2 separate regions of the Homo sapiens genome follow, and region 2 is linked to region 1. The links are chromatin loops, found by intact Hi-C in ENCODE. Cell type or tissue: ovary. All regions are shown on one strand. Each heading gives the region's core, and the rest is flanking DNA. Links, peaks and the distances in the headings are about the cores only. Region 1 has its middle 18 kb from the start of STAC2. Region 2 holds the start of ARL5C (ARF like GTPase 5C).

Region 1 (11,726 bases), core at 1,214-9,213:
TTCTAAAAGCCCCATAGCCTCAATTCTAGATAATAGCTATAGTATTTCCTAAATCTCTTAGAACTGAGTTTTTTAGTAGGTACAGTGATTTGAATATTGAATGGTCTTTTGGAGGCTTTAGTAATTAGTTTTGCCCAAACTAATTGTGAAAAAAAGATCCAGCTGGATTGATTTATTCCCTTGTTCCAGACCCCATCCTTTGCCCTAGTTTATAGTTTAAGCAGAAGACATTTCCCCTTGGGGACAATAAAGCCAAGAAAACTGAACACCACATTAAATGTTCAACACATTGGACAACACATTAAGTGTATATACCTTTTAAAAATTAACTTTTAATTTAAAAAGGGCTTAAAATTTTTAAATGAATTAACACTCTCAGTGATCACCAGCCAACACTGCTCATGGCAAAAGCTCTTTCCACATTGCCAGTTTTTTTTTTTTTTTTTTTGCCTCATAAACTTGGCCAGCTCAGAAGAACGAATGGGTAAGGAAGACTTCCAACAGCCATTGCTGCTGACCAGAAAGAAAAGTGAAGCTGGAGGCTACTTGCCTCCTCTCGGGGTGAGATGCAAGATACTTTGGCTCACCTGGAGCCTGTTGAGTCAGCCAAGTGTTTTAACAAGGTTTCTGGTGAAGACAAGCTATCAGTCTCTTGAGCAGTGGAGTTCCCCTGGCCTAGGTCAGAACCAAGTAGTAGCCATCTGGATTCTGCACCGAAAGCAGTAAAAAGGCACCAGCAGGACCAGTCAGGTCCTCACCCTCCAAGCAGCCTACAATGCGTCTGGCACACCCAAGTGTTTTTTTGTTTTATTTCTTTTTTTGAGGTGAAGTTTCGCTCGTCACCCAGGCTGGAGTGCAGTAGCACGATAGTTCACTGCAACCTCCACCTCCCGGGTTCCAGCGATTCTCCTGCCTCAGCCTCCCGAGGAGCTGGGATTACAAGTGCCCGCCACCACGCCTGGCTAATTTTTGTATTTTTAGTAGAGATGGGGTTCCACCATTTTGGCCAGGCTGGTCTTGAACTCCTGACCTCATGATCTGCCCACCTCGGCCTCCCAAAGTGCTGGGGTTACAGGTGTGAGCCACCACGCCCGGCCACACGTGTCTTAAAACCCGACTTCACATCTACCTCTTCCTACCCCCTTGTGTACATAAGCCAAGCTGACCAGCTCTGGCATGTGGAGGGGTGGAAGGCAAACATCTGAATAACCAGATGCCAAGCAGACTAGTCAGAGGTGCCCTATGCCAGATGATGTCCAGGAAGCACCTGCCCTTCTGCCTTGTATCATGCCAGGGGCAGGTGGAGAAAAGTGGGGGCCTTACCTTTCCCTCTAATAAACTCCCTGACAACAGAAACTGGAGCATTTTTTATTTAATGAGGATGCATTTATTCAGTCATGTTTTTCCTAAGCAATAAATATCTTTTAGCTATACAAATCCCTCTCCCCTTGACACAAAGCTGGCATTCACAGGTGTTTGCTAGTTAATTGGGACACATCCCCTTAATCCCCTTCAAAGAGGTTTTTTGTTTGTTTGTTTGTTTTTGAGACGTTTGAGACAGACTCGCTCTGTCACCCAGGCTGGAGTGCAGTGGGGCAATCTCGGTTCACTGCAACCTCTGCCTCCTGGGTTCAAGGGATTCTCCTGCCTCAGCCTCCCAAGTAGCTGGGACCACGGGCACGTGCCAGCACGCCCGGGTAGTTTTTTGTATTTTTTATAGAGATGGGGTTTTGCCATGTTGGCCAGGCTGGTTTTGAATTCCTGTCCTCAAGTGATCCACCTGCCTCAGCCTCCCAAAGTGCTGGGATTACAGGCATGAGCCACTGCGCCTGGCCCCCAAAGAGCCTTTTAGTCTCATTTAGGAGACGGAATATATGCTCAGCACACTCTTATCCCCCTTTATAGGGCCAGCCAGGCACACTCCTCTGCCTCTAAAATCCCTTTTTTCACCACAGCCACAAAGTATGATTCGTCCTTAAAATTCTGGACCACCTGTAAGAGTGAAGCGGGCACAAAGGCAATTTTGTTATTGGAGCCAAAGAGAACAAGCCATGCCATGGAAAAGAAAGCTTAATCTGAGGCAGAAGTGTTAGCGAGGCCTCCGTGGGGATTTGCGACAGGAAATGGCTGCCCTTTATCTGGTCACTGAGGAGAATGAAGATGCCCCCGGTGCCCTGGTGGAAAAGGTGATGGATCTGATTGGCTGGGATGGCCAGAGCTCAGCCAGTTTCCCCATCAGCTCTACAGCACTGAGTTCATCCAGAGAGATCTCTTGATAAAAGTCTGGGGGCATGGGCAACACAGAGGCAGGGGTCAGCAGGGGAAGGGAGTCCAGAGATGTGCCCACAGGAAACCAGGGGTGCCAGGAAGATGGCTATGGGGTGGGGGGAGGAGAAGTAAAGAGGGAAAAGTTGGCTGGGTGTGGTGGCTCATGCCTGTAATCCCAGCACTTTGGGAGGCCGAGGGGTGGATCACGAGGTCAGGAGTTCAAGACCAGCCTGGCCAAGATGGTGAAACCCCATCTCTACTAAAAACTACAAAAATTAGCTGGGCATGGTGGCAGGCTCCTGTAATCCCAACTACTTGGGAGGCTGAGGCAGGAGAATCTCTTGAACCTGGGTGGCAGAAGTTGCAGTGAGCTGAGATCGCGCCACTGCACTCCAGCCTGGGCAACAGAGTGAGACTCCGTCTCAAAAAAAAAAAAAAAAGAAAAAAGTCTACTTCACCTCTCATCCCTCATCTTTTGGGAGGTGTCTGAGGGGAACCCCCAGTTTAAAGACAGGACACCCACATATTAGTGACTGGGACCCAAGTACATAACAAGATGATGTTCTAATCCCATATGCTAATGCAGTGACGATCAGGTGGGGTGGAGGAGTAGAACATGGTGAATAAACCCAAGGAGACATTCTGGAAGGAGAGGGACTAATCTGGTCATGGAAGGTAGGGAAATGCCAAGAAGGGCATCCTGGGTCCCAGGAATGGTGGGGTATCACCATTCCTCTTCTAGGGAGAGGTTTCATGCAGCTACACCTGAATTTCCTATGTTCTGGAGAGAGAGGCCAGAACCTCACCTGAGTCAGGGTTCTTAGGAACCTCGTTCCCTTGCCTAGAGGTCTCCTGAGCCACATACAAAGTCAGTTGGTGACAGATGGGCCTGGGCCAGGAAAACAGTCTATGTATCAGTCTTATACCTGAACTAACAGCTCCCACTTCTAGCCCCCATCCTAGGAGAGATCCCAGCCTCCTCCCAGGTCTCGAGGGAGGGAGGTCACTAAGTAGTTCTTAGGTATTTAACGAATGCTGGACACTAGGGGGAGAAAAAATGGGGAGGAAAAAACCCCACAGACATCTCTATCCCCAGAAATGGAATGAGGCAGGTGGGATGGCCACAGAAGGAGGTCACAGGAGCCTAGCTTTTCACCCCAGCCCTGCCAGCTTTGGGTTGTGACCTCAGACTGGTCACTGTCCTTCTTGGGCCTGAGTTTCTTCTGTAAAAAGAGGGAGTGGGACTAAGTGGTCTTTAAGGTGACTTCTGGCTTAAACATTGTATGAGCCGGGTGCAGTGGCTCACTCCTGTAATCCCAGCACTTTGGGAGGCCAAAGCAGGTGGATCACCTGAGGTCAGGAGTTCAAGACCAGCCTGACGAACGTGGTGAAACCCCGTCTCTACTAAAAATACAAAAAATTAGACGGGCGCGGTGGCAGGCGCCTGTAGTCCCAGCTACTCGGGAGGCTGAGGCAGGAAAATGGCGTGAACCCAGGAGGCGGAGCTTGCAGTGAGCCGAGATAGTGCCACTGCAGTCCGGCCTGGGCAAAAGACTCCGTCTCAAAAAAAAAAAAAAAAAAAAAATTGGCCAGGCATGGTGGCAGACGCCTGTAATCCCAGCTACTCAGGAGGCTGAGGCAGGATAATCACTTGAACCTGAGGCAGAGGTTGCAGTGAGCCAAGATTGCGCCATTGCATTCCAGCCTGGGCAACAAGAGTGAAACTCCATATTAAAAAAAAAATTGTATGAAACATACCTGCTAGCTAAGTTAGTAAGGGCCACTACAGTGGGAAGGGGACCCTGGTTGGCAGTGTCCAGCACCTGGCTCTAAGAGTATTGAAAAGGCGGATCCCATCAGCAGCCCCGCAGATTTGGATAAGGTCCTGGCATGTAAGCTTCAGCAGATCCAGACCTGTAGAGTCAGACAGGGCCAGACTGAGGAAAGAGGCCTGGGATCAAGGGTGGGAAGTAAGGGACACAGTCTATTAGTCTACAAATAGCCCTAGTGTGCTCAGATATGGGAGTCAGGCTTGGATTTAAATGCCAGTTCTGCCACTTGTTAGCTGTGTGTCCTTGGGCAAGTTATTTAACCTCTCTGGGCACTGTCCTCAAGGAATAGTGTATAAATTATATGGGATAATTCGTGAGACGAGAGCCTAGCACAATGCTGGGCAACTCTTAGTCCCCAGTAAATGTTAGTTGAAGGGCCCACAACAAGCCAGGACAGAGACAGGCTTCCTGCCTGTGTGTCCCACCCACTCTCAGTCCCCTACAGGTCTGGCTCCTGCCAGACACTAGCCTCACCAGTGAAGTTGGCCAGCATCCGGCAGTAGCTGGAGAACCAGTGCTGATGCAACCATTGCTGTGTCTCTGAGATGGGGGCTTTTTGGTTCAGATCCTGAGGTATAAAATGGATGGTCCAGGTAATACCAGGACCCAGGGACAGAACAAGAAAGGGAAACAGCCCCTCCCTTGGGAGGTCCCAAGTCTGAGAAGGGAGGCTCTTCCTGCCCAGTCTTATCAGGTAAGTTACAATCTATGGCCATATCACATCTGGCCACCAGGGGGCAGGGCCACTCCATTCTGGAGCTTGAGATGAAGCTGCGGAGAAGGCTTTGGGACAGTGGAGAGTGGGAAGGGGAAGGCTCACCTCAACTGGGCTACACCCCAAGGTATCCAGAGCGAATGGTGGTGAGGAACAGAGCCTATGAGGAGGAGCAAAGGTTCAAGAACTCTGCGGAGCATTACAGCCAGTCTCCCTCCACCAACACCCTTCCTCCAGGCCTGCCCTGGGACACAGAGCTTGCTCCTGTCCTCACCCCACAAATTCCCCACCAATCCCCAGCCCTGCCCTTTGCTCCATGCCTGGGCTGGGAGCTCTTTTCTTCACTCTCACCCCAAAGGGCTGACAGGAGGTGCTCATCCTGCCTCACCTTTCTGGGGACAAGAGCCTGCAGGAGTGGGGAGAGGTCAGAGCCAGAGAGCTGAGAGGTGGCCGGGGCCTTGCAGGGGACTCCGGCCATGGCGAACACTGCAGGCAAACACACAGCAAGGCTGGTCATTGCTCCCTTCTCTCCACCTGTATATTAAGAGCTGACCAGGGGCCTGACAAGTGGACTGGGTTTCCACAGGAAGGAAGAAGTTAACCACCCGGCGGGCCTGGGGCAGTGAGGAAGGGCCTTGGAGGAGCTGGCCAGGAGGAGCAGCAGGAGGAGGAGGGGGCCAGGCAGAGGGAGCACACAAGGAAGGAGGTGGCGATGGCCCGCGTAGGACAGGCAGCCTGGAGGGCGTCAGCTCCTGGAAGCTTCAACAACCACAGACAGGGCAGAGAGTGTCCTTTGCAGGAAGTGGTGGAGTCCCCAGGGGGCTGTGATGGGCTTGCAGCAGTCAGAGCCCTGGAGGCCTCCATTTCCCCATCTGTACCGTGAGGATCTTTTCTCCAACTCTCCCCTCCTGCTCTCGCCCCAACACACACACCTCCAAGAAGACAGTGCTCTCGCAGGCGGTCTGATACTTGTCCCTCTCATGCAGGGGCTGTTTCTCCATCTTCTCACGGTCCATTTTCAGTTTCCGCTCCTTTGTGCTGCAGGAGGATGATGAGGAAAGCCTCAGGCTCCTTTCTTTTCTTTTTTTTTTTTTTTTTTTTTTTGAGCTGCAGTCTCGCTCCGTTGTGCAGGTTAGAGTGCAGTGGCGCGATCTCAGCTCACCGCAACCTCCGCCTCCTGAGTTCAAGCGATTCTCCTGCCTCAGCCTCCCGAGTAGCTGGGATTACAGGCTCGTGCCACCACGCCCGGCTAATTTTTGTATTTTTAGTAGAGATGGGGTTTCACCCTATTGGCCAGGCTTGTCTCGACCTCTTGACCTTGTGATCCACCTACCTCAGCCTCCCAAAGTGCTGGGATTACAGGCGTGAGCCACCGCGCCCGGCCCAAAGACTCTTTCTTTACCTGCCTGCCTCTCTTCAGTGGCTCTGTTGGATTGGCTGTGAGACAGAGACCAAGCCCCATCCCTCTGTGTACAGAAAAGGAAACAGTCCAAGAGATGGGGCACAGCAGGCTGAGGATCCACAGCAACGTGGGGCCAGAACCCACACAGCCGGCGAGGCCAGGTGACAGCCCTGAGAGAGAGGAAAATGGGCCCCATTGCTGCCTGTACCTTAAACACCTTGATGAGGCAGCCAGCTGAGTGCAGGTGGTCTAGCGGCAGCCCCTTGTCACTGGGCCTGAAGGTGTCGATCTGGAGGCGGAAAGGGATGCCTTTCTCTCCACCTTTCTTCCGAGGTGTGAACTGAGATGGAGAAGAAACAGAGAAAACAGGGCGACTCCAGATCCACCCACATGCAAGGGAGTCCACCCAAAACCCGTTACCCGCCTGCCACCTGTCAGCCACATACTACGACAGCAACTTTCCATCCCCAACCAGTGTCCATTCTATTTTATTTTTTGAGACGGGGTCTTGCTCTGTCACCCAGGCTGGAGTGCAATGGTGTGATCTTGGCTCACTGCAACCTCCGCCTCTCAGGTTCAAGCGATTCTCTTGCCTCAGCCTCTGGAATAGCTGGGACTACCGGCGCATGCCACCATGCCCAGCTAATTTTTGTATTTTTAGTAGAGATGGGGGTTTCATCATGTTGGCCAGGCTGGTCTCAAACTCATGACCTCAAGTGATCCCCCCGCCTCGGCCTCCCAAAGTGCTGGGATTACTGTCATGAACCATAGCTCCCGGCCAAGCTTCCATTCTTTTTTTTTTGCCCAGGCTGGAGTGCAATGGCGTGATCTCGGCTCACAGCAACCTCTACCTCCCGGGTTCAAGCAATTCTCCTGCCTCAGTCTCCCGAGTAGCTGGGATTACAGGCATGTGCCACCACACCCAGCTAATTTTGTATTTTTAGTAGAGACGGTTTCTCCATGTTGGTCAGGCTGGTTCACTGCAAGCTCCGCCTCCCAAGTTCACACCATTCTCCAGCCTCGGCCTCCCAAGTAGCTGGGACTACAGGCGCCCACCACTACGCCCGGCTAATTTTTTGTATTTTTAGTAGAGACGGAGTTTCACCGTGTTAGCCAGGATGGTCTTGATCTCCTGACCTTGTGTCGTGATCCACCCGCCTCGGCCTCCCAAAGTGCTGGGATTACAGGCGTGAGCCAGCGCACCCGGCCCCAAGTTTCCATTCTTAAAGCATCACTTTACTACGTTCTTTCCCTTGGTCAAAATCCTTCAATGGCTCCCCATGGTTGTGAGACCAGAAGCAAAGTTCCTAACCCTGGTATTGGATCACCTTAAAGAGTCAAGTCAAGCATTGCTGCACGGCTGCTCTTTCTCATCCGTCAGTGAACCCACTGACCCACCCTGCCTCCCTAATCAGGACCCCAACACACCTGCAGTTTTCCCCAGAGGCCTCTACCCAGAAAGCTCCCCTACTCACATCTGAGCTAAGACATCCCCTTCAAGGGTAGTTGAGCGGCCAGATAAAATACAGGATGCCTAGTAAAGTTTGAATCTCAGATGAACAACAAATAATTTTTAGTGTAAGTGTATCTCAACTATTGCATGGAATATACTTATACTAAAAAAATTTTTTTTTTCTTTTTTTTTTTGAGACGGAGTCTCCCTCTGTCGCCCAGGCTGGAGTGCAGTGGTGCAATCTCGGCTCACTGCAAGCTCTGCCTCCTGGGTTCAAGAGACTTTGTTTTAAAAAACATTTAAAATTTAAATTTGGCTGGTGTGGTGGCTCACACCTATAATCCCAGCACACAGCAGGAGACAGAGGCAAGAGGATCGCTTTGGGCCGGGAGTTTGAGGCCAGCCTGGGCAACAGAGTGAGACCTCACCTCTACAAAAAAATTTAAGAATTAGCTGGGCCTAGTGGCACATGCCTATAGTCCCAGTTACTCGGGAGGCTGAGGCAGGAGGATTGCCTATACCCAGGAGTTCCAGGCTGCAGTGAGCTATGATTGCATCACTGTACTCCAGTCTAGGTGACAGAGTGAGACCCTCTCTATATAAAAAAAACAATAATTTAAAATAATAATGCTGGGTGCAGTGGCTCACGCCTGTAATCCCAGCACTTTGGGAGGCTGAGGCGGGCAGTTCACTTGAGGTCAGGAGTTCAAGACCAGCCTGGCCAACATGATAAGACCCCCCATCTCTCTACTAAAATACAAAAATTAGCTGGGTATGGTGGCATGCTCCTGTAATCCCAGCTACTTGGGAGGCTGAGGCAGGAGAATCACTTGAAACTGGGAGACAGAGGTTGCAGTGAGTTGGGATCACACCACTGTACTCCAGCCTGGGCAACAAAGCAACACTCTGTTTCAAAATAAATAAATAAAATGGGGAACAGTGGCTCATGCCTGTAATCCCAGAACTTTGGGAGGTTGAGGCAGGAGAATCACCTGAGGTCAGGAGTTTGAGACCAGCCTGGCCAACATGGTGAAACCCTGTCTCTACTAAAAATACAAAAATTATCTGGGCATGGTGGCCTGTGCTGTAATCCCAGCTACTCAGGAGGCTGAGACAGGAGAATCACCTGAACCTGGGAGGCAGAGGTTGCAGCAGTGAGCCCAGACCGCGCCATTGCACTCCAGCCTGGGCGACTCTGTCTCAAAAATAAATAAATAAATATAAATAAAAATAAAGTAAAATTCAAATTTGAGCATCCTATATTTTATTTGCTAAATCTGCCAATCCACTCCAGGAAGCCTTTCAGGCCTGCCACCCCGAGCAGCCTGCAGCCTCTGTGTTTGGCCTGGCACCAGGATTCTAAGGGTAAGCAGCATCTTCTCTCTTCACACCCAGTACTCACAGTAGCCTGCCCATAATCCCGTGAAAAACAGTGAAAGAGTCCAACTTTAGAGTGAGGAAACTAAGGCTCACAGAGGCTACAGGACCTGGGTAAGATCCATGCTAAGAAGTGGTAAGGCAGGCACGGTGGGTCAGTCTTGTAATCCCAGCACTTTGGGAGGCTGAGGTGGGTGGATCACCTGAGGTTGAGAGTTCAAGACCAGCCTGACCAACATGGAGAAACCCTGTCTCTACTAAAAATACAAAATTAGACGGGCATGATGGCGCATGCCTGTAATCCCAGCTACTCAGGAGGCTGAGGTAGGAGAATTGCTTGAAGCGGGGAGGTGGAGGTTGTGGTGCGCCGAGATCATGCCATTGCGCTTCAGCCTGGGCAACAAGAGTGAAACTCCATCTCAAAAAAAAAAAAAAAAAAAGCAAAGAAAAAATATATATCCTTTTTTTTCGCACCTGGCCGAGAGTCATTCTTATTTTCCCCTCACCCCTGCCCAAACTCACCTTCCTTTTCCACCTACACGGTTGCCACCCCCTTCTGACCTCCAGCCTTTTCCCAGGCCCAGCTTCAGGCTCACCTGCAGGAAGAGAGATGTCCTCTTTGTTGGGTCCCAGTGAAACTCCACCATGTTGAGTTGTGAGAGCAGCACTTGGGGTTCTATCACTCCCACGGACAGTGGCACATCTGCAGGCACAGGGTGGCAAGCAGGGAGCCAGGCTCAGCCTTCCCAGTCCACAAGGACTCCTGAGCCAGAGCTCAGGCTCGAAGGGCCCCCGGCCTTTCCCCACTCATCGATGTCCAGGATGCGGTCCCTGGGCCCGGCTCCACCTCCACCCAGCCAGCTGCCGCTGCTGCTCTGTGTACTGCAGGTGCGGGTCGTGGAACATCACCTGCACCACACTCTGCAGCCACAGGAGGGCGTGGCGCACAGTCAGAGGACGCCAGCATTGAGGACCCAGTTTTCACACCTGTGTAGGCTGACCTTCCCACACCTCCCTTCCTACCCCAGGAGGCATTAGGACTTAGAATCACCAATGCGTGTTCAAATGCCCATCTGCCACTCACGACTGTGAACCAGAGAAGTAATCTAGAGACCCTGAGCCTCAGTTTCCTCATCTGTAAAAAGGGGGAGTTAATGCCTTCCCACCCTAGGCACGCCACCCATTTCTTTGCAACATGTCACTGTTGGTCATTTCACAGAATATGTGTAATTACTTGTTTGTCTTAGTAGAATGCAAGCCTCCTGAGGAAGGGAGCCACATCTGTCTCATTACTGATGAATCCCTAGCTCATGGAACATTTTCTGGCATAGAATGGGGGCTAAATAGGTAATTTTTTGAGAAAAGGTCATGTGTGTGAATAACACTGTGTAAATATATTTCTAATTTTATTTTTATTATTATTATTTTTTTGAGACAGAGTCTGCTTTGTTGCTCAGGCTGGAGTGTAGTGGTGCGATCTTTGCTCACTGCACCCTCTGCTTCCTGGGTTCAAGCCATTCTCATGCCTCAGCCTCCCGAGTACCTGGGATTACAGGTGTGCACCACCATGCCCAGGTAATTTTTGCATTTTTAGTAGAGACGGGGTTTCACCATGGCTGGTCTTGAACTCCTGACCTCAGGTGATGCGCCCGCCTCAGCCTCCCAAAGTGCTGGGATTACAGGCGTGAGCCACTGTGGCCAGCCTACACTGTGTAAATGTGTTTCTAAATCTCAGTTCTGCTACTTGCTGGCTCTGTGTCCTTGAGAAAACACTTAACTTCTCTGTGCCTGTTTCTTCAATTCTTGCCCACCACGGAGCTGTTGTGAGGGTCCAATTAAATGACGGACGTGAGAGGGTTCTCCGTGACGATGATATCACTGTGATGACATTGGCTTCTTGCCCAGAGAAACAGTCATACCCAGCCTTTGCCACTTCCGGGGAGGAGTGTACCCACCTTCAGCAGCTGGGGGCACTGGGTGGCATCACACGGCTTGGAGCTGCAGAGCATCCGGACCTCATAGGACTGGCGTGGGAGGGATTAAGGGGTTGCGTGAGCCCCACTCTGAGGGGCAGAGTGGCACCTACCACCTCCAGCTCACCCTGAGCCCAGCTTCCCGAGCTCACTGCCCACTAGCTCCTCCCCTCTCCCAGGCCTAGCATACCCTGGTTCAGGTAGGTGAGGGTCTCCTCCTGCTGCTTCACGGCTGGCGAGGTGGCTGCACAGAGCACGTACTAGAACATGGGGCAGGGCAGCTCCGTGCCAGGGATGTTGGGCAGCTCCTCCTGCTTCAAGTAGGGCAAGGGCAGGGGCTCCCTGCCAGGAAGAGGAGGGCTCTGCCAGCTTTCTGCCCTGTCCATCCCCTTTTCTAAAGGTCTTTGACTCTCTATGCCAGACCTTCCCTCTGGGGAACCCACAGTTTCCTGTAGCAGGTCCCCAAGCTGCAGCCAGGGCCAAAGGGACCCCCATTCAGCTCCTCAGGCCTCCAGGAGGCCTCCCTGAAGGTGCTGATCTCAGATTTGTGGCTGTTCTACTCAACAGCTGCCATCAATTACTTGTCTTTGCAACCTCAAAGCTTGCCTGATACTGAGTAAATTCCCAACAAAAATGTCCTAAGTGGGATCAGGGTGTTTTTGAGATGTCCCAGGACACACTGAACTCCAGGTACATTTGACCACTT
Region 2 (11,726 bases), core at 1,910-9,909, 79 kb after region 1:
AGAGAGAAAGAGAGGTGGCCAGGTGTGGTGGCTCATGTCTGTAATCCCAGCACTTTGGGAGGCCGAGGCGGGCGGATCACCTGAGGTCAGGGGTTCAAGACCAGTTTGGCCAACATGGCAAAACCCTGTCTCTACTAAAAATACAAAAATCAGCCGGGTGCAGTGGCACACGCCTCCAGCTACTCTGGAGGCCAAGCAGGAGAATCGCTTGAACCCAGGAGGCGAGGCTGTGGTGAGCTGAGATCACACCACTGCACTCCAGCCTGGGTGACAGAGCAAGACTCTGTCTTAAAAAAAAAAAAAAAAAAAAAAAAAAGGGAGTGACTGCTGATGGTGGTCTTCTCAGCAAAAGCAGGTAAAAAAAAACAAAGAAGTTAGGGGCAGAAGTGATCAGTCCATCTTTGGTCAAAGTGGGTTTGAGGTGCCTGTGGGACATTCAAGAAGAGAAGCAGAGGCTGGGCGTGCTGGCTTGTGCCTGTAATCCCAGCACTTTGGGAGGACCAAGTGGGCAGATCAATTGAGGTCAGGAATTCGAGACCAGACTGGGCAACATGGTGAAACCTCATCTCTACTGAAAATACAAAAATTACCTGGGTGTGGTCGTGGGCGCCTGTAATCCCAGCTACTCAAAGGCTGAGGCAGGAGAATTGCTTGAACTCGGGAGGTGGAAGTTGCAGTAACTGAGAACACGCCACTGCACTCCAGCCTGGGTGACAGAGCGAGACTCTATCTCAAAAAAAAAAAAAAAAAAAAGAGAGAGAAGAGGAAAAGACAGCTGGGTACATGGTCTGGAGCTCCACAGAGAGGTCTGGAGTAGAGTCTGATGTTTTGAATCAATGTCAGGTATTATTAACTCCAGTTTACAAAGTTCAGAGAGGTTAAACTATTTGACCACAGTTATACAGCCATGAGGCAAGGATTTGAACTCAGATATATAGATGTCAAGTTCTGTGGTGCCTTTGACCCCCAAGTTCAGTGCTAATTCCCTTGTCCCAGGATGCATCAGCTTCTGCAAGCGGGGGCTGGGGGTTTGAGAAGGAGGAAGCAGGTGTCTGAGTGTATTTGTGCCCCATGTGCCTTCTGCCTGAAATTGCATTTGCAGCCCGGACACGGTGGCTCATACCTGTAATCCCAGCACTTTGGGAGGTCGAGGTGGGTGGATCACTTGCGGTCAGGAGTTCGCAACCAGCCTGGCCAACATGGTGAAACCTCATCTCTACTAAAAATACAAAAATTAGCCAGGCGTGGTGGTGGGTGCCTGTAATACCAGCTACTTGGGAGGCTGAGGCAGGAGAATCGCTTGAACCCAGGAGGGGGAGGTTGCAGTGAGCTGAGATGGAGCCACTACACTACAGCCTGGGCGATGGAGGGAGACTCTGTCTAAAAAAAAAAAAAAAAAAGAGAGAAAAGAAATTGCATTTGCCTGGAACTTGCAGGAAAGGCATTTCTAGCTGGCTTGGAGATAGCGAGAGATGGGGGCAGATTCTTGTTTCTTGGTAATCAGAAGCTCTCAATTAACTCTGGCTACACCATCAGCAAGTTAGTGGTTGTCCATGTGTGAGGATTTCGACAACCATGAAGTCAGCTGAGACCAGGCAGGAACTGAGGGACTGGGGACTTCTGCTACCTGGGACCCTTTGTTTCCTTCCCTGACTAGCTGCTCCTGTTTTTGCAGTGGGTTCTGTCCCAGAATGAGGTGATGTGGGAGAGGCCCAGGTCCTACATGTGGCTTAAGGTTTCCACTGTTCTACACTAAAGAGAACTAGGCTGAGGCCACCATGGTCCAGGGACAAGGGGCTGTCCCAGTTCAGTATCTTAGAGAAAAATTTTGTCTTAGCTCCAATAATCTTTTTGTGTCCGGAGTTGGTTCCTGCTGGTGGGGTTCGTGGTCTCGCTGACTTCAAGAATGGAGCCGCGGACCTTCGCGGTGAGTGTTACAGCTCTTAAAGATGGCACGGACACAAAGATTAAGCAACAGCAAGATTTATTGTAAAGAGCAAAAGAATGCAATAGAACTAAAGCTTCCACAGCGTGGAACGGGACCCGAGCACATTGCTGCTACTGGCTGGGAGGTGGCCAGCTTTTATTCCCTTATTGGCCCCGCCCATGTTCTGTTTCTGTCCTATCGGAGTGCGCTTTTTTCTTTTTCTTTTTTTTTCCTTTCTTTTCTTTTCTTTCTTTTTTTTTTTTTTTTTTTTTTTTTTGAGATGGAGTCCCACTGTGTTGCCCAGGCTGGAGTGCAATGGCGCGATCTCGGCTCACTGCAACCTCTGCCTCCCGGGTTCAAGCAATTCTCCTGCCTCAGCCTCCTGAGTAGCTGGGATTACAGGTGGGCACTACCACGCCCAGCTAATTTTTGCATTTTTAGTAGAGATGGGGTTTCACCATGTTGGTCAGGCTGGTCTCGAACTCCTGACCTCGTGATCTGCCCCCCTCGGCCTCCCAAAGTGCTGGGATTACAGGCCCGAGCCACTGCACCCTGCCAGAGTGCCCTTTTTTTCAATCCTCCCTGTGATTGGCTACTTTTAGGATCCTGCTGATTGGTGCGTTTTACAGAGTGCTGATTGGTGCATTTTCCAGAGCACTGATTGGTGCATTTTACAATCCTCTTGCTAGCTACAGAGCACTGATTGGTGCGTTTTTACAGAGCACTGATTGGTGCATTTTACAATCCTCTTGCTAGCTACAGAGCGCTGATTGGTGCGTTTTACAATCCTCTTGTAAGACAGAAAAGTTCTCCAAGTCCCCGCTCGACCCAGGAAGTCCAGCTAGGTTCACCTCTCATTTTCTTCAGAGAAGGGTGCCTTGCTTTCTTTCTAAATCAGGCCTTCCTACTGTCTCTCAGAGGGGTGTGTGTGTGTGTATCTGTCTCTCTCTCTAGACCACAAGCTCCATAAAGACCCAGACTGGGAATGGGAGCAGTGGCTCATACCTGTAATCCCAGCACTTTGGGAGGCTGAGGCGGGAGATTGTTTGAGTCCAGGAGTTGGAGACCAATGGCGAAGCCCATCTCTACAAAAAAAAAAAAAAAAAAAAAATAGCTGGGAGTGGTGGCTTTCACCTCTACTCCCAGCTACTCAGGAAGCTGAGGTGGGAGGATCACTTGAGCCTGGGAGGTTGAGGCTGCAGTGAGCCGCGATCCTGCCACTGGACTCCAGCCTGGGTGACAGAGCAAGGTTCTGTCTCAAAAAAACAAAACAAAACAAAACAAAACAAAAACATAAACACCTGGACTAGGTCTGTTTTGTCTACTTCATGTATTTCCTGGCTCATATTTGTCAAATGAATGAATGAACGAATGAATGCTTCTTAAGATCCAGGTCCTGGGCCTCAAAGTGGAGGCAGATCTTCTCGTCTGTTTTTCTATTTTCTTTTCTTTTTTTTTTCTTCTTTTCTCTTTTAATTATTATTTTTTTTAATCAGGCAGCTTCCAGAGCCAGAGTATGCTCAGAGAGATGCCCTCTCCTTGTCTGTTTACTGAATGTGTTTCCAGCTTGCAGAGTGTTACTTTCAATTCTGCAAAGAGGAGGTGGGGAGGGCAGCATGCACTAAGATGTTCCTCCCCGCATCCCACTAACCCCAGGAAACAGATGGTAAAATGCTTAAGACACTGCTGCTTCCCTCAGCACCCTTGGTGCCCCACCCCCCAGCCCCAGACTTGGCTCCTTCTCTCCTAAGGCTGAAATGCAATCAGCCCAGATGGGCTCTGGCAGTCAACTCTATCCTTCTAACTCTGGGCACCAAGCAGGGTGGGATGAAAGTCTGTATTTAGTCAGCTATTTTCCTTCTTCTTCCCGCAAACTTCCCAGCCTTCCTCAATCCTCTTAAACTTGTGTTCACATTCCTTTTTTAATACTCCAAGTGCCATTTCTCAGGCTGTAGCTTAACTCATTCTACATCAGTCTGACAGCAACACATTCCTCCTGTGTGCAGGGTTCTGGACCAGGCAGGGAGTGATTGGGCTGGCGGGGGAGGTCATATGCTGGTTAACAATATATGAATCCCACCCTGGTACTCACAGTTGATGGGAGGAAACAGACTTGCCCGTCTATAAGCCCAGTGTAGGGAGAAGCCCCATGTGGCTGGAGAACCAAGTCAGGGCTGGGGAAGCAGGTGGCTTTTATGGCAGGGCAGCTAATGGGTCTCAGGCATTCTCCTTTCTGAGAAGGTGAAAGGCACTCAAGGAGGAAATGCAGAAGCAAAGGCACCATCAGAAAGAGCCAGGCATGTATAGGCAGGAACCAGTAGATACAGAGCCTGGGAGATAAACCTGTGAAGGCAGGTGGGGGCTGTTCGTGGAAGCTCTTGAATGTCAAGTGGAGACTGATCTGAATCCAGTGAGCAATAGGGAGCCATTGAAGATCTATGAGCTGGGGGAGTTACAGACCCTGAGCTGTGCTTTAGGAAGGTTAATAGGGGCCATGGAGAGGATGCCTTGGGAAAGGAGAGGAAGATGCAGGGAGACCAGTTAGAAAGTTGTTACCTTAATGGAGGGTTGTTACCTTAGTGGAGGCTGCAGGAAGGCAGTACAGTCGGGTGGAAGGAGCTGGCTCCCTGGTGTGTTGGCTGGATCTCCTGCTAACCATTCCTGCAGCCTGAGGGCACGTTGCCTTTTGGACTTCTCCTTTTGTTATCTGATTTTTTGTTTTTTTCCCCCCAGCTTAAGCAAAGAAAGAAATTCACAAGCAACAGCAGGAAACTCCACCTTCCATTCCCTCCTCAGGCCTGGCCTCCTGGTTCTCTGTTGGCCCATGTACTCCTCTGCCAGGTATCTGGGGCCTCTCTGCAGGGTCTCCAGCCGGAGGATCTCTCTTCATGCTCCATCCTTGTCTTCAGGCGCCCACTTTTGGGGATCAGGAAGCTGTGCCTGGGCAGTAGGTTTGTCCGTGAATTGTAGGAGTACTGATTTATCCTAGAAGTTGCCAAGCATCAAGGGGAGACCCTGCCCTTCCCCAGGGGAATGCAATTTGAGTGGGCCCACAAGACCCACGCTAGTGAACCAACTGCACATCTGTGGAGGGTTGGAATATTCTCCCAGCTCAGAGAGGATCGGTGAGCCCTGTCTGTACTACACAGCTGGTAGGTACAGAAAGTGGGTCGCCTGGGGTTTTGCTTCAGTCTAGTGCCCTAGACATGGCACTCAGAGGAGGGAGAGCTGGGATCCGGTTCCGCGCGCAGTGCTGAGTCTCCCCTGATTTGCGGTAGTGGAGCAGTCCACCCGGAGAACTCAGGAGTTTTCGCAGGGCGAGGGGGAGGGCTGGAGCCTGGAACCCCCATATTCCTTGCACCTCTTGGGCCCGGGACAGGCAGCCCTTAGTCACTGGGGTGTCCATAGTGCCCACGAAGGGCCAGCGTCCCAGAGGGTTCCCAGGTCAGGTTGGTGACGTGTGGGGCTTCCCTAACTTCGTAGGCAAAATCTGCCAGACCCTCCCGGGGGAGCGGAGCTCCGAATACCAGGGCCGACTCCGCTCCTGAGGCCGCTGAGCCCTCCTGCACCTGTCCGGCCCGGGAAGTGCCATGGGACAGCTGATCGCCAAGTTAATGAGCATCTTCGGGAACCAGGGTAAGGGGCGCACAGGGCATCCAAGCGAGCGCTTTGATCTCGCCCTCTTCTGGGACTCCTCTGATCTGTGGTCGGACGCACGGGGGGACCTCGGGCTCCGAGGGTCGTATATGGGCGCTCCTCGACTGCCCCGCGGCCTCCCCTGCCCCCGTCCCTGCCTGCTCCTCTTGGGTCCCGGCGCTTCGGTGCGCCCCAGGACGCAAAGCTGGGCGACCCTCCTTTCTCCCCGCTAAACGGAGCCAGCGGCGGGGATGGGGGGCTGCTGCGAGTTTCCTGCGATTGTGACTTCGCGTTATGCTCTTTCTCTAAACACCGTCTCTTGGCAAGCCCCGAAGCGCCCCGGGCCTTTCAGACACTTTTCTGGAATGTGAAGGGAGGTGGGGGCTCAGCTGTCTTTTCCACCGTCCCGGAGTGGGGCAGGTGTCGGAGCTGGGTGGGAAGCAGACGCGGTACGGTGGGCAGAGGTCCCCAGCCTGCGGGGAGCGCTATCTCCTTCCTGGGAGGTCTGGTGGGGGCACACAGTCCCTTGGTCTTCGGGTTTGGCCCTGACGCTGCCCTTCCTCCGACGCTTCCAGAGCACACGGTCATCATCGTGGGACTGGACAATGAAGGAAAGACCACCATTCTCTACCGGTTGTAAGTGACTCTCGGGCGGGGAGGGTAGAGAGCTGGGCCTCCCACCAGACTGACAGGCAGGGGGACCAATCACTGGAGCTCTTCCCTGGGTTCCCGGGCTCCTCTGTAGTCCGGAGGAGCGATTGGGCACGCTGCTTGGACCTTCCTAGTACTGCGGCTCCTCGGTCTGGCATTCAAATCCTGCACCGTACAGGCAACCCTAGCTCCCACTGCTTTCCTCCATCTTCCCGGGGGCCCTGCCAAACCCAGCTCCAGGCCTGCCAAGTGTCCCAAACTGCCTCCCTGCTCTTCGCTCCCTCTAGCGGCAGGTCCCTCCTTTCTCACCCCTGTCCCCTCTGCCAGTTAACTTTCTTCCCCTTCTTCAAACCCAAAGGCTCACTGAGGCTCTGTAGCTCCTGGTCTAGCAAGCCTGGCACATATGGGTGGTGCTGAGTAAATACCGATCGCAGCTTTCCCCGATATTCGCTCTCTGGATGGCACCTCTCCCATTTTACAGCCTCCAAAGTACTTTACTTAGGAGAAGCTTTTCCATGAAAAAGTAATACATGTAATGATTTTAAAAAATTATAAAGGAAAATTTCAAACAATGGAGGAATACACGGTGAAAAGTAAGTTTCCTTCTTGCCTCTGGCTCCTAGTTTTCCTCCTATTGTAACTTTGCGTAACTTTTCAGAAGCATTATTTACATATAAAAGCATGTGTATATTTTCTATGTCACTTTAAACAAAGCACCTCTCTGATGTCCCTCACTGTGTCTGTCTCATTTTTCTAAACTCTTGCTCCTCAAAGTGTGGTCTACAGACCAGTCACACAGGCATCACCTGAAAGCTTATTAGGAATGCAAAACCATGGCCGGGCGCTGTTGCTCTCAAAGTGCCTGTAATCGCAGCACTTTGGGAGGCCGAGGCGGGCGGATCACCTGAGATCAGGAGTTCAAGAGCAGCCTGGCCAACATGGTGAAACCTCGTCTCTACTAAAAATACAACAACAACAACAACAACAACAACAAAGGGCTGAGCAAGGTGGCTCACGCCTGTAATCCCAGCACTTTGAGAGGCTGAAGTGGGTGGATCTACCTGAGGACAGGAGTTCGAGACCAGCCTGGCCAACATGGCGAAACCCCATCTCTACTAAAAAAATATAAAAATTAGCTGGGCGTGGTGGCACATGCCTGTAATCCCACCTACTCTGGAGGCTGAGGAAGGAGAATCACTTGAACCCGGGAGGCAGAGGTTGCAGTGAGCTGAGACTGCGCCACTGTACTCCAGCCTGGGCGACAAAGGGAGGCGGAGGTTGCAGTGAGCTGAGATTGTGCCACTGCACTCCAACCTGGGCGACAGAGAGAGACTACATCTCAAGGAAAAAAAAAAAAAAAAAGCAAAACTGTGGCCGGATGCGGTGGCTCATGCCTGTAATCCCAGCACTTTGGGAGTCCAAGGTGGATGGATCACTTGAGGTCAGGAGTTCGAGACTCGCCCAGCCAACATGGCGAAACCCCGTTTCTACAAAAATACAAAAATAAGCCTGGCGTGGGGGTGTGCTCCTGTAATCCCAGCTACTCAGGAGGCCGAGGCGGGAGAATTGCTTGAACCTGGGAGACATGATCGTACCTACACTCCAGACTGGGCGACAGAGTGAGACTCTGTGAAAGAAAGAAAGAGAGAGAGAGAAGGAAAGAAAGAGAGAAAGAAAGAAAGAAAGAAAGAAAGAAAGAAAGAAAGAAAGAAAGAAAGGCAAAAGCCTGGACCCCTGCCCAGACTCACTGGGTCAGAATCTGCATTTTGACAAAACTCTCAGGTCATTCAACTGCATATTAAAGTTTGAGGAGGCTGGGCTCTGTGGCTCATGCCTGTAATCCCAGCACTTTGGGAGGCCAAGGCAGGAGGATCTCTTGACAGGAGCCCAAGGTCAGGAGTTCAAGGTAAGCCTGGGCAACACAGTGAGACCCTGTTTCTATAAAAAGAAAAAAAGAGATAAAGTTTGAGGAGCCTCCTCTAAGATGTTTCCCTTCTCTGGGGTCCAAGCCAGGGCAGGGCTTAGTCTCACTCCTGTCTTCATTCCCCAGGGCCCAGCACGGGGCCTGGCTCCGAGCAGGTGTTTGGTGAACCTGGGTGGACTTGTTCTGAGTTAGATTCAGACTGCTTTGGGAGTAGAGCATTTGGGGGCCAGAGTTGGGAGTAGGCTGGACTGAGCTCTTGGTGCCCACTCCTACCTCCCCAGCTTGACCAATGAGGTGGTCCATATGTGTCCCACCATTGGCAGCAACGTGGAGGAGATCATTCTGCCGAAGACCCACTTCTTCATGTGGGACATAGTGAGACCTGAGGCTCTGAGCTTTATCTGGAACACATACTACTCCAACACTGAGGTGAGGAGGGCACCAGGGCTGAAGGGTCTCCAAGGCAGGCGTGTGATATCAGACTGTCATGTAACCTTTCTGAGCCTTGGTTCCCCAACTTGTGAAATAGAGATTATAATGGTCGGTTCCTGTGGCTCACACCTGTAATCCCAGCACTTTGGGAGTCCAAGGCGGGTGGATCACCTGAGGTCAAGAGTTCGAAACCAGCCTGGCCAACATGGCAAAACCCCACCTCTACTGAAAATACAAAAATTAGCTGGGCATGGTGTCAGGCACCTGTAATCCCAGCTACTCGGGAGGCTGAGACAGGAGAACTGCTTGAACCTGGGAGGCAGAGGTTGCAGTGAGCCGAGATCACGCCATTGCAACTCCAGCCTGGGCAACAGAGCAAGACTCTGTCTCAAAAAAAAAGTTTTATATATACATATATATAATGATCTCCCTAAGTTGTTGTGAAAATTAAATAACAAACCAATATGTAATGCATATATGTCAGATACTCAACACAGTGCAGTGCCTGCCTGTTAACGTGTTTGAATACTTCCTGGCAGCTGCTGGCAGCTTTCTGTTTGATGCACTGGATGGGTAGGCCCCTTCTCTCTAGGGGCCTTACTTTCTTACTCCAGCAGGAGTAGAATTCAGTGGTATAATTCCTGGACCGAGACAGAGCTGGGTTCCATTTCCAGCACTGCTACTCACCAGCTGTGTGGTCAAGAGCAAGATACATAGCCTCACTGAGCCTCAGTCTCTTCATTTGTAAAATGGGGATACTAACAGTACCAAGTCCACAGCGTTGTGGTAAGGCCTAAATGGAGTCATGAACACCCAATGCTTATGTAGCACAGCCTCTGCCACACAGTCAGAGGTGTGCTATTCCCATGTCTGGATAGAAAAGACAATTACAGGCCAGGTGTGGCAGCACACCTGGTGGTAATCCCAGCACTTTGGGAGGCTGAGGCAGGCAGATGACCTGAGATCAGGAGTTTGAGACCATCCTGGCCAACATGGCGAAACCCCGTCTCTACTAAAAATACAAAAATTAGCCGGGTGTGGTGGCACGCGCCTGTAATCCCAGCTACTTGGGAGGCTGAGGTGGGAGAATCGCTTGAACTAAGGAGGCAGAAGTTGGAGTGAACCAAGATTGCGCCACTGCACTCCAGCCTGGATGACAGAGCGAGACTCCGCCTCAAAAAAAAAAAAAAAGACAATTATAATGGAAGCAGGGTGGTGAAATCTTGAGGCTGCATGCTTTCATTTCTCTGGGGCTGACATCTGGGCAGTGCAGAGACCAGTGGGGAAAGAAAGAGGGCAGGAAACACATTTACCAAAGAGAAAGCCTGTCTCTCACGGCTCCCCTCTGCTGCCCAGTTTATCATCCTTGTGATTGACAGCACGGACCGGGATCGGCTGCTGACCACTCGGGAGGAGCTATATAAAATGCTGGCCCATGAGGTAAGCCCCCTGCAGTTGGGAGAGGGCCCAGTGGTACTAGCTGTGTGCCCTCAGGCTGGTCACTTAGCTTCTCTGAGATTCGTTCCTGCTGTCCCAGTTTCTGAGAGCCTCTATACCAGCAGCATGAGGAGGGCTGGTTTGTGCCTGATGAAGGGCATCAGTACCCTCAGTGCAATTGACTATAGAAGCCAGAGTTGCTGGTTCAAGTTCTAACTCCATCTTTCATTCACTGTAGGACTTTGGACAAGTGACTTCACCTCTCTAATCCTCAGTTTCCCCAAGTATAAAATGAGGAGGATCATCAATTCCCACCTATGGGATTGTCATAAAGAGGCTTTCCTTGAGCTGCTGATGTTATTTGATACGGTTGCTACCATTGTGGCAGGGCCCCCATCTCTGCCCCATCCAGGCATGGGCCTCTCTTCCTGGGACAGCTGGAGAGGGAGCCAGAGAGCGCCTGTGAGGCAGTAGGAAGGAAGGCTGGGCACTAGCAGGCTGACTGGGGCTGGGCTCCTCTGTCCACAGGCTCTACAGGATGCTTCAGTCCTGATATTTGCCAATAAGCAGGACGTGAAGGACTCCATGAGGATGGTGGAGATCTCCCATTTCCTTACTCTCAGCACCATCAAAGACCACTCGTGGCATATACAAGGCTGCTGTGCCCTCACCAGGGAAGGGTTAGTGGCTGCCCTACCTGGATCTCTAGGGCCTGGCTGAACCAATGGATGACTGACCATCAGAACCCTTCTCCTGCCTCTCTCCTGTGAGAATCTGGTTCACAGTTGGCTCCTGGGCCAAGCCAATTTGGCATCTCCCCACAGGTGAGATGTGGTGGGTAAGCCACAAGCAGACAGCATCCCTGCTCTCAGGGGCTTGTTCTAGTGGAGAAAGAGGTAGCACTCCGCCTAAATGCAATAATCTCTCTCTCTTTTTTTTTTTTTTTGAGACAGAGTTTTGCTCTTTGTTGCCCAGGCTGGAGTGCAATGGCATGACCTCAGCTCACTGTAACCTCCGCCTCCCAGGTTCAAGCAATTCTCCTGCCTCAGCCTCCGGAGTAGCTGGGATTACAGGTACCCGCCACCACGCCTGGCTAATTTTTATATTTTTAGTAAAGATGGGGTTGGCCAGGCTGGTCTTGAACTCCTGACCACAGGTGGTCCACCGGCCTCGGCCTTCCAAAGTGTTGGGATTACAGGCATGAGCCACTGCACCTGGCCGCAATAATCTTAGGTGCTGAGAAGTGATGTGAAGAATCCCACTGGTTACCAGAAATGGAAGGGAGAAGGATAGGTCTGATTTAGTTCTGGTGGTCAGGGCTGGCCTCTCTTAAGAGATGACTTTTGAGCTGAGACCTGAGTGAAGAGTAGGAGACAGCCATGGGGAGACCTGGGGAACAAGCCTTCCAGGCAGAAATCATTGACTCACTCTGACTTCAGTTTCTTAACTGTAAGGAAGAGGATCATTATACCTCCTAGAGTTTCTGTAGAGTAAATGACACCATTCAGTACACAAATCTTTCTTGAGCACCTCCTTTGTGCCAGGTACTGTTCTAGGCACTGGAGAAACAGCAGCGAGCAAAACAGACAAAAATCCCTGCCCTCACGGAGCTTACTTTCCGGTAGGGGAGGCAGATGATAAACAAGAAAAATATATAGTCAGTTAGAAAATGATGGCGGGGCGCGGTGGCTCATGCCTGTAATCCCAGCACTTTGGGAG

The links. Peaks named below come from ENCODE experiments on the same cell type or tissue, not always from the same donor. Only the 100,000 strongest peaks of a DNase experiment are listed, where the experiment ranks them.
Region 2: it touches region 1 in a loop (4-fold over the local background); 43 of 110 quality-filtered maps call a loop at or near these places.

Annotation. Positions count from the first base shown.
Region 1 is chr17:39,238,032-39,249,757 of GRCh38, reverse strand. It overlaps the pseudogene LOC101929578. Among named protein-coding and RNA genes, the nearest start is that of STAC2, 18 kb to the right of the region's middle. RefSeq lists an enhancer at 4,830-5,404. In ovary, for the core only: a CTCF peak has its summit at 4,824 (motif pointing right); DNase peaks (open chromatin) are centred at 4,847 and 5,627.
Region 2 is chr17:39,159,552-39,171,277 of GRCh38, reverse strand. It overlaps ARL5C (ARF like GTPase 5C), which reads left to right and starts at 5,117. Exons shown (of 6, transcript NM_001143968.1): 1 at 5,117-5,563; 2 at 6,139-6,199; 3 at 8,420-8,567; 4 at 9,927-10,010; 5 at 10,536-10,687. The coding sequence starts at 5,518. RefSeq lists enhancers at 4,687-5,488, 5,489-6,290. In ovary, for the core only: a CTCF peak has its summit at 6,473 (motif pointing left); DNase peaks (open chromatin) are centred at 5,943 and 6,357; H3K4me3 peaks cover 1,120 bases.